Linked DNA regions of Homo sapiens: regions 2 and 3 are each linked to region 1. A link is a contact called in ENCODE Hi-C data. All regions are on one chromosome and are shown on one strand. The core of a region is the stretch at or near the end of the contact, and the rest is flanking DNA. Distances in the headings are between cores, read along the strand shown. Region 1 holds the start of ACAA2 (acetyl-CoA acyltransferase 2). Region 2 holds the start of IER3IP1 (immediate early response 3 interacting protein 1). Region 3 holds the start of PIAS2 (protein inhibitor of activated STAT 2).

Evidence for each region. A loop is a pair of places that touch in the nucleus more often than their neighbours do. Pooled maps may share reads with other maps.
Region 2: a loop to region 1 is called in a pooled map, with 6 times the contacts of the local background. The contact joins the promoter of IER3IP1 here to the promoter of ACAA2 in region 1. A Hi-C loop is called at or near these places in 4 of 50 pooled maps.
Region 3: a loop to region 1 is called in a map of gastrocnemius medialis, with 12 times the contacts of the local background. The contact joins the promoter of PIAS2 here to the promoter of ACAA2 in region 1. A Hi-C loop is called at or near these places in 4 of 168 maps with a recorded cell type or tissue (B cell, gastrocnemius medialis, naive thymus-derived CD4-positive, alpha-beta T cell and 1 more) and 8 of 50 pooled maps.

The regions. Positions count from the first base shown.
Region 1 is chr18:49,811,950-49,815,464 of GRCh38, reverse strand. It overlaps ACAA2 (acetyl-CoA acyltransferase 2), which reads left to right and starts at 1,932. Exons shown (of 10, transcript NM_006111.3): 1 at 1,932-1,996. The coding sequence starts at 1,981. It overlaps SNHG22 (small nucleolar RNA host gene 22), which reads right to left and starts at 1,442. Exons shown (of 4, transcript NR_117096.1): 1 at 1,403-1,442. It also overlaps SCARNA17. RefSeq lists silencers at 1,420-1,589, 1,832-2,126, 2,020-2,139.
Region 2 is chr18:47,174,625-47,177,971 of GRCh38, reverse strand. It overlaps IER3IP1 (immediate early response 3 interacting protein 1), which reads left to right and starts at 1,608. Exons shown (of 3, transcript NM_016097.5): 1 at 1,608-1,785. The coding sequence starts at 1,695. RefSeq lists enhancers at 1,440-1,569, 1,580-1,699.
Region 3 is chr18:46,916,097-46,919,396 of GRCh38, reverse strand. It overlaps PIAS2 (protein inhibitor of activated STAT 2), which reads left to right and starts at 1,890. Exons shown (of 14, transcript NM_004671.5): 1 at 1,890-2,075. The coding sequence starts at 2,052. KATNAL2 (katanin catalytic subunit A1 like 2) reads right to left here and starts at 1,795. Exons shown (of 18, transcript NM_001387690.1): 1 at 1,471-1,795. RefSeq lists enhancers at 1-233, 1,741-2,494 and silencers at 1,631-2,370, 2,441-2,520.

The sequences.
Region 1 (3,515 bases), core at 683-3,182:
ACTATGTCAATATTCTCTCATATATTTACGTGTTTTAATATATGTAAACCTTTCACTGAATGGTGTTAGAATCCACTCATTAGTGACATTTCCAATTAGAGAAAACACAGTACATCTATAAAGACCTACTGATGGTGATCTGCAGTGGGAAGTTGTGATACTTAACCTTTCTTAAATATGTAGAGGCAAACTGAATAGAAAACTGTGTACAAAAATGAACACTCTATACATGAGCATTTTTTTTTTTTTTTTTTTTGAGACGGAGTCTTGCTCTGTCACCCAGGCTGGAGTGCAGTGGCACGATCTCGGCTCACTGCAAGCTCCGCCTCCCAGGTTCACACCATTCTCCTGCCTCAGCCTCCCCAGCAGCTGGGACTACAGGCGCCCGCCACCACGCCCAGCTAATTTTTTTGTATTTTTAGTAGAGATGAGGTTTCACCGTGTTAGCCAGGATGGTCTCGATCTCCTGACCTCGTGATCCGCCCACCTCGGCCTCCCAAAGTGCTGGGATTACAGGCGTGAGCCACGGCGCCCGGCCTATACATGAGCATTTGTGAAGCTTGTCTAAGATTTGTACATTTGATTGCGTGGATATTTTGCCTTAAAAAGAACTGTAAATGAATAATGTGTGCTGATGTGTTCATGGGTGTAGAGTACTAAGGTCTGCATTAAAAAGATAAGATGGTTTGATGGAAGAACAGGTGGATAGCAATATAGCAAAATGTTAACAATTGGGTCGATATGTGTCCACTGTACAAGTCTTCCCACTTTTCTGTAAGTTTGTAAGTTTTCATAATACAAATTTGGATTTAAAAACACCCCAACATTGCAAGAGTGTCACCAAAGTGTTTGAAAAGCAGGATTCTAGGGGGGGCATTCGCTGACGACTCAGAGAAACCGTCCATGCCACCCACCACCCCTACGCACTCAAAAGAAGCCCTCGCTAGGCAGCCCGGCCCTCCGAGCCCTGGTATCGAGGGGCTCTCCGCCTCTCCCCTGCCGCGGCCGCCTCCTGCTTGCCCGGCCTCAGTCTGTTCTCAGAACATACTCCATCACCTGGTTCCCAGAACTCAGATTGCGCAGTGGTCTCGTCATCATCGGCCAGGACTCACAGTGCCCGCGGCAGAGGCCTCCCTAGACCTCCCTCCCGTCCAGCCTCACCCGCTGCCTACTCTCCTCACGCCCCTGCTCCAGGTCCCCTGGCCCCATTTCGCTCGCCACGTTTTCATAATCCTCTCAGGCTCCGGGCAAGCGGCGCCGCCCGCAATGGGACCTGATCATATAAGGAAAATACTGCGGGCTCATCCGGGGGCTGCAATGGGGACCCGAAAGCGCCCTAGCCTACTACAATCACCGCACCCCAACTGCCGCCCACCTCTCTGCCCTGCCCCCAGTACAGTACCCAAAACCGGTCCGGGTCCAGCTCGGCGGCCCAAGCCTCTGCCCAGCGGACTGCGCACCCGCCCGCCCCAGCCAATCCCGCCGCCGCCGCCGCGCCCCGCCCACAGGACGTTCGGTCCCGCCCCCAGCTGGCGGCCGCGGCCGCCCGCGCGCCAAGTTCCTCAGCCCTTGGCTCCTGCCCAGTGTTTAGGGTGTTGGCGGAGACAAAGGGGAAGAGTCATCGCCTGTCGGGGCTAGGATATGATGGGTGAGAGGTGTCAAACCAAATTCTCTCGGTTTGGAAACGGAGAAAATCTAAAAATGAGGATGTGAGGAAAGAGTCCGCTCTCAAGGCGCGTTGTGGTCTATCCGAGCCCCGTCCCCTGGGCTCCCTCGGGCTGGGGTGAGGCGGGCAGCGCTACGCGTGGGGTAGGACCATCTTACGCTGGGACCCCGCCAAGGAGCCCCAGGAAGTAGGTGAAAGGGCAGGGGCGTGGCTCTCGGGGCGCCACCCACGCTCTTGAAATCTGGGTGATTGCGAGCGGCCGCTCAGCGTCCCCCACACCACAGACCCGCGCCGCCGACGACCCAGCAGCCGCCATGGCTCTGCTCCGAGGTGAGCGCAGCCCCCTCCTCCTCTCCTCGCCCCTCGGGGTCCTGCCCTCCCCAGGCCAGGCCTCCGCTTCCGGCCGCCGCGGAGAGTCGGGGTCGTGGGGTGAAGTTCACTCAACCTCCTCGGTTTTGGAGCGGACGTGATAAAAACCCAGCCCGAAAGGCTTGTTTGGGTTAAGGAGAAAACCCTTACTTGTAAGGCGCTAGCGACAGCGATTTCGGTGCAATTTCCTGTTTAGTTGAGACCAAAGTTTGCTTGCATGTGACCTTGGAGGTCATTCCTTTCTTCGCCTAACAGTGACCCCACTAGTTCGAGTCCAAGTATTAGAAAAAATGGGGCGGCGCCATAGGCCGCGGGCGCCTGCTGCGGGGCAGCTGCGCACAGGAGCCCGCCGCTCGGCCTCGGTGGTCAGGGCTCCCCGGGTGAATCGATGGAGAGGCCTGCAGAAATGGTAGCTGGTGTTCTGCTGGAAGACCTGCCCTGCTCCCATTTCCCTTCTGTTGCTTTAGATTAGAGCGGTCACTCTATACCTAAGTTCTAGGGTTATGAACTTGTTTAAAACAACTGTGTAATAAACTCCCTTTTCAAAACAAGTGGGCACAGTCAATGGAATCTTACTTTAAGGATGTACGAGTCGAAGAACATTGAGGTGGAATACATATCGAGGCCCTGAGACAGGAAAAAGCTTGGCAGGATCTAAGAACCAAGCATTTTGGTGCTCCAGGGCCCTGTGGGCTCTGTAAGAAGGTGGGGTTTTGTTCCAAATTCAGTGGAAGGCAATACAGGGATTTAAAGCGGGGTAATGACAGGATCTGATTTCCACTCTGTCCGAATTTGGGGCGGTCTGTGTAATGGCGAAGAGACCATTTAAGGATCTATTGTAGAGGTCCAGGGAGCAGCAAATGATGGCTTTGACTCGTGTGGGGCAGTGTAATTGGGGAGAAAAGGGGAGGGATGAGTTGAGATAGATTTGGAGGTGGATTTGATAGAAAGTGGATTGGATGTGGTGGAGTAAATATAAGAAGGAAATGTCGAGAATGATGAAAAGTGTCTGGTTTGATGAACCGTGTTCATGATGATGCCACTTTACAGAGTGAGGAAAATTGGGAAAGGAATAGATGTGGAAAGAAGGATTGAGAATTCAGTTTTAGGCAGAAAACTTTTTGGTGCCTGTGAAGCAGCCAAGTGGAGATGCCAGCTAAGCATTGGTTAGGGGGATCTGAAAGTGAGAAGAACCAAAGTGGCATGGGAACAAATCAAGGGAAAAATCCGTATTCTGGGACCAAATGCAGTGTTTACAGTTTCCTGCAACGTGGATTTCATTTGCCAGTGCCCTTCCTGACTGAATTTACTACATTTACTTCATAAAGCAGCGTGGTGAATTTTTTTTAGACGAGGCATTTACACTTCATTTAAAAGGTGCATTGTCATGAGCTATCTTCTAAAAAAGGAAATAATATTTTTACTGATATCATTTTAATATTTTATCAGTGGTTCTTACCCTTTCTTATAATACAGACCT
Region 2 (3,347 bases), core at 359-2,858, 2.6 Mb after region 1:
TTCATTTCCCATAAGGGATACTTTTAGTTAATTTAACATCTATAGAAACAATGCTAATGACTGGTTTGCTGTTAATAAATACGTGGGTAAATCTTTGTTCGGGGATCTCAGCTCTGAAGGCTATAAGACCCCTGATTTCCCACTTCACACCTCTGTGTGTGTCTTTAATTCCTCTAGCACCGCTGGGTTAGGGTCTCCCCAACCGAGCTGGTCTTGGCATACCCTTTTCATTGGTTTTTTGCCTGCTTTATATCCTGGCCACTCCAGCAGCTGATTAGATGGTGCCCACTTGGATTAAGAGTGGACCTGTCTTTCCCAGCCCACTGACTCAAATGTTAATCTCCTTTGGCAACACCCTCACAGACACACCCAGGATCAATACTTTGCATCCTTCAATCCAATCAAGTTGACACTCAGTCTTAACCATCACATACAGCTAAGCAGGAGGCTAAGGCAGGAGGACTGCTCGAGCCAGGAGCTGAAGGCTGCATTGAGCTATGATGGTGCCACTGCACTCCAGCCTGGGCAACAGAGCAAGACCCTGTTCCTGGGGGGGGAAAAAAAAAAAGAAGAGGCTCAGAGGATCTTGGTTGGAGTTTGGTCAAGGAGGGGATGTTTCTCACTGAGTAATTTTAAAACAGTTATTTTGTTTTAGCATTCTGAAATCTGAAATGGGAATATTAGTATCTCCTGTATCTCCTGGGAGCATCAAGTGCAGTACTGAGCAATAGAAATATAATGCAAGCGTCACATGTCATTTACAGTATCTTCATAACCACATTAAATAAAATAATTAAAAATAAACAAGAAACCTTCCTCCCTTCCTTCCTTCTTTCCTCTTGCTCTGTCACCCAGGCTGGATCTCGGCTCACTGCAGTCTCTGCCTCCCGGGTTCAAGTGATTCTCTTCTCTCAGCCTCCTGAGTAGCTGGGATTACAGGAGCCCACCATCACACCCAGCTAATTTTTGTATTTTCAGTAGAGACAGGGTTTTGCCATGTTGGCCAGACTGGTCTCGAACTCTTGACCTTAGGTGATTTGCCCGCCTCGGTTTCCCAAAGTGCTAGAATTACAGGCGTGAGCCACTGCGCCCGGCCTCAAAATATTTTCATTTCAACATGTTATCAACATTTAAAAATTATTGGGAGGCCGAGGAGGGGGGAATCACGAGGTCAGGAGATTGAGACCATCCTGGCTAACACGGTGAAACCCCGTCTCTACTAAAAATACAAAAAATTAGCCGGGCGTGGTGGCGGGCACCTGTAGTCCCAGCTACTTGGGAGGCTGAGGCAGGAGAATGGCGTGAACCCGGGAGTCGGAGCTTGCAGTGAGCCGAGATCGTGCCACTGCACTCCAGTTTGGGCGACAGGGCCAGACTCCATCTCAAAAAAAAAAAAATTATTGGGATATTCTTCATCCTTGTTCCAGTTCCAAGTGTGTGAAATCCGGTGTGTATTTTGCACCTGCAGCACTGGCCACATCAGAGCATTGATTGCACATCACCGGTCTAGACAAGCGGCAGGACTTGCAGTCTTCAGCGAGGGGCGGTTCTTAGCCAGATGGAGGCGGGGCTTCCCGGAGAGTTCGTTTTGGGCCCCATCGGCTTCCGTAGGAAGGCGCCGGCCGTGGAGGCGCCACGTCCCTTGCGGCGGCGGGAGAGAAATCGCTTGGACTTCGGGGCGGCCTCGGACGGCCATGGCCTTTACCCTGTACTCACTGCTGCAGGCAGCCCTGCTCTGCGTCAACGCCATCGCAGTGCTGCACGAGGAGCGATTCCTCAAGAACAGTGAGTGGGACCGCGGGGCGCGGGCTGGGGCGGCGGCGGAGTCCCCGGGGGCGCGTAACCTAATGGGGCCGCGTGAGGGGACACCAAGGGCCGGGACAGAAGAACAGCGGAAGGCTCGGCTTGGAGTGGAAGCCGAGCCTTTCCTCTCATCAGGTTTGGGCTCAACAGCCGGGAGAATATTCAACAGACACCCGCTGTGCAGGGCCCAGGGGGTTGGGGTGGAGGGATATAGAAGTCAGTCAGGGACGCCTCTGCTTGCGATTACTTCAGGTCAGTAATTTAATTCAGTTTTCTGTGACTACTTTTTTTTTTGAGGGGGAGTCTCGCTCTTTTGCCCAGGCTGAAGTGCAGTGTCGCGGTCCTGTGACTACTTTTAATAGTCGAAAACCCGGGGTCTGAGTTTCGGGCTAAGAGTTGGGGGTGTGGGGCCGGGCGCGGTGGCTCCCGCCTGTAATCCCAGCACTTTGGCAGGCCGAGGCCGGCGGATCATGATGTCAGGAGTTTGGGACCAGCCTGGCCAACATGGTAAAACCCCGTCTCTACTAAAAATACAAAGATTAGCCGGACGTGGTGGTGGAAATACAAAAATTAGCCGGGCGGGAGGCTGAGGCAGGAGAATCACTTAAACCTGGGAGGCAGAGGTTGCAGTGAGCCGAGATTGCGCCATTGCACTCCAGCCTGGGCAATAGAGTGAGACTCCGTCTAACAAAACAAAACAAACAAAACAAAACGAGTTGGGTGTGGAGGGGAAGGAGGCGTGACCCATTTTGGAGCATCAGTAGTTCACTAACTGATGGAAGGCAATAAGTGTTCCTGGGCTTTAGGAATTACAGGAAGGGAACGTGTTGGAGTTATCAGGACATTCAGACACTCATGTTCCAAGAAAAGTTTATTCAGATAGCTTATTGGGTGCATAGAGTGTGCCAAAAACTCTGCTAGAATTTAGAAATTCAAAAATGAAAACACAAGTTATACCTTCCAGGACCTCACGTTGTGTACCAAGTATGCCCGTTTGAATCACTGAAACGTAAACCCAGGAGCAAGATTGATTCATTTCATTTACTTCAGAAGATATTTATTGAGTGCAAAGTATGTGCCAGGCCCATTTATAGTAACTGAAGTTACAGCAGCTACTCTGCCCTTCTGATGGAAGTTAATCTAAATAAAAACTAAACAAATGACAATAACAAGTATAGAGAGTATTATGTAAGAGAAGTACGGGCAGATACTAACTTGTGTATCTGCGAAAGCTTCTTGGAGGAAGCGTGTCTAACCTGAAATCTGATACATGAGTAAACATTAACTCGGTGAAGGTGAAGGGTTGGGAGGAGCTGGAAGGGTGAGGAGAGCTTTAAGCAGTGTAGACCTGGTGTGAAAACTGAGGCAGGTGAGAAGAGGGTCTTAAGACAGCGACATGACCAGATTTGTGTTATTTGCAAGATCCTTGAGGCTACAATACGGAGGAAAGATTGGAAGGGAAAGCAGTGGATGTGGGAAGACCCATTTTTTTTTTTTTTTGAGACGGAGTCTCACCCTGTCCCCCCGGCTGGAGTGCAGTGGCG
Region 3 (3,300 bases), core at 641-3,140, 2.9 Mb after region 1:
CTCCTGCCTTAGTCTCCGGAGTAGCTGGGATTACAGGAATGCGCCACCACGCCTGGCTAATTTTGCATTTTTGGTGGAGACGGGGTTTCTCCATGTTGGTCAGGCTGGCCTCCAACTCCCAACCTCAGGTGATCCGCCCGCCTCTGCCTCCCAAAGTGCTGGAATTTAGAGCGTGGGCCACAGCTCCTGGCCTAATTTTTGTATTTTTAGTAGAGACAGGGTTTCACCATGTTGGCCTGGCTGGTCTGCAACTCCCGACCTCAAGTGATCCACCTGCCTCGGCTTCCTAAAGTGCTGGGATTACAGGCATGAGCCACTGCACCTGGCCAAAACAATATGTGTGTGTGTTGTGTATATATACACAACACACACACACACACACACACACATATATATATATACACGCACACACATATATATCAAATAAACAATTACACAAATACCTACATAATTACCATGGAGACATCTCAGGAAGAAAAAGTTCAGGGTCCTAGGAGAGGTCATAACAGGGGAATTTGAATTAAAATGTGGGATGTGGGTGAGGGATGGTCTTCCTGAGGAAGTGACACTTAAAGTGAAACCTGAAGGATGAACAGGAGTTAGGAACAAAGAAGAGAGTGGGAAATTATTCTTGGTTCAAGGATCAACATTTAGAAGCCTTAAAACTTGAGGGGAGGCCGGGTGCAGTGGCTCACGCCTGTAATCTCAGTACTTTGGGAGGCCGAGGCGGGCGGATCACCTGAGGTCCGGAGTTGGAGACCAGCCTGACCAACTTGGAGAAACCTCGTTTCTACCAAAAATACAATCGCAGCTACTCGGGAGGCGGAGGTAGGAGAATCGCTTGAACCCGGGAGGCAGACATTGCGGTGAGCCGAGATCGTGCCATTGCACTCCAGCCTGGGCAACAAGAGCAAAACTCCGTCTCAAAAAAACAAAACTTGCGGGGTGCGGGGGCAGGGGAGTGGAAGGAAGACCTGGAAGTGCAGTGCGGATGAAACGAGGGGTAGTGGGAAGAGGCGGTAGGTAGGAGGCTGATTAAACAGGGCCTTAAAAGTTACATTGTTTTAAAGACCTCTCGTGTGTGGGTTCCACCCAATTCTTCAAGGAAATTGAACCCTGGACACCGTCCAGCGATTTTTCTGGCCATCTTGACTCAGCATCTTCCTTCATCCTATATCAGCACATTACGGGGGGGCCATCAAGCTTCCTTCTATCTACTTACTCTGCCTTGGCGTTTGACTCCTTCCTAGCTATCAGATTTCCCCGACTTTTTAGCATGGCCCTTCTGAGCGCTCTTATTTCACTTCTCCCCGCCCCCAACCCCACCGCCTAACTCTCCCAACTCTGCAGTCCGTGACCTTCAGGTGCCCTTCAAGGTCAGAAAAACTCGGCAAGGTTGGTACTTGCAGGACATTAGCAATTCAAAGAGGTGTCACACAACCTCACCATTAGATGGGAACAATAGCTTACCCAACACCCATATTTAGATTATTCCGCCACAACTACTCTGGGGGATGGTTTTATTTGCGGCGGCTTTCTCCGTCCATAGGCACCGCGTGAAGGGCACCGTAAGAATCTTCCCGAATGCTCCTGTCACGCGTCCCGGCCGCCTCTTCTTCCTCCCCGCCACTTCCCGAGGCCAGGCCCGCGGATAACGCCTCAGTTGCGACCCAGCTCTAGGCAGTCCGCAGGGGCCTCCGCCGGGGAGGGAAGGCACGACCTGGGGCCGAGCGGGGCCAAGCCGCGGGGCAGCACGCCGGGGCAGGCGCGGGCGGGCGCTGTCGCCGCGCGGACTGAAGGCGCGGGCGGAAGGCGGTCGCGCGGGTGGGCAGGGGGCACCGCTAGGGGCGGGGCTTCGGCGCGTCGGAGGCGGAGCTCCCGCGCCGTTCACGTGACGGGCCCGGCTGTAGCGGCGGCGGCCGCGGCGTCTTAAGCGGCGCCCAGTGCAGGATGGTGCTGGAGGCGGCGGCGGCCGTGGTGGCGGCAGCGTCGTTGGCGGCAGCGGGAGTGGGTGCGGCGGCAGCGGCGGCGGCGCCCGCGGGTGGTATAAAATGGCGGATTTCGAAGAGTTGAGGGTAAGCGGGAGTGGAGAGCGGAGGCCGCGGGGGAGGGGATGGGAGAGGAGGTGGGGAAACCGCAACGTCGCCGGCCGCCGCCTGCTCGTGCCTCTGGGGCCGGTTGGCGGAGCCCTGAGCCCCGGCCCGCGGACGAACGGGCGCCGAGGGCGCGGGGGAGGGGAGCGGGCCGGCGGAGGGCACGCGGGCGGCGCGGGGGCGGCGGGCCTGGGCCGCGGCGAGCCGGCTCCTGAGTGCTGCCAGTGGTCCGCACACCTGGCGCGGGGGGTCGGGGCGCCCTCCAGGAGGGGCACATGGGGACCCGACATCCCGGTTCGCAGTGAGGGCCGATGTGGGAAGCAACGTTTGATCTTGCACCTTCACCGGGGTGTACGTGTCTGTGGCTATTCACAAGTCTGCATGCTACTCACTTGGTGGAGGACTGTTTTCTGAAAGCTGAAGTTGCGTTTAGGAATCTCTCCTCTTCTTATGGCTGATGCTACCGTTTAGTCAGGTCTGTCACGAGAAAAGGCCCCTTCTCCCACCCTTGCCTCCTAACATCTTCGAGGAACCTAATGTTTGGGGATCCCTGCCTTCAATAATCGGCCTTAAACCTCGATATTTTCTTAGTGTTTTAGTAAGAAATCTGCAAAGTCTATGTTGTGAGGTTTGTGCACCCCTTTTACTCTTGAGGAAAAATATTTTTTTCTTCTCAGTCTTAAAACAAGATCATAACTTTATTGTTGATACCCTTGTATAGCAGAGGTCTGGAATAGGGCTGTGATGGGGGTAGAACAGAAGAGACTTTTTCCCCCCAGACTGATAACCTTTAAAGTCCTAACTAAGTGTGACGAATGAGATGGATTTGTGTGTATCGCTGAATTACTGGCGACATAAATGAGATGTTTACGGACAGAAACCCTGATTTTTTTTTTTTTTAAATGTATCAAGGTAGAGATGAGTGTAAACTTGAAATTACATTTACTGCAACTCGTTTGTGTAACACTTATGATATTAGGATTTCTTTTTCAAATAAGGAAGAGGAATCCGGTAAAAGGTTCAGTTTTGTATATTTATTGTTTTCCGCAAGAGATGGGATGGGGGAAGGATGTTGGCTGGTTACCTGCTTAGTGGACGTGAGCAAAAGAACGTATCCTCTGCTCTAAACGGAGATTGTTGGAGTTTGCACAGTGCCTGCCATATTCCCTCCTGCTGTTTCAAAAATAATTATTAAGTTCCCAGTAAA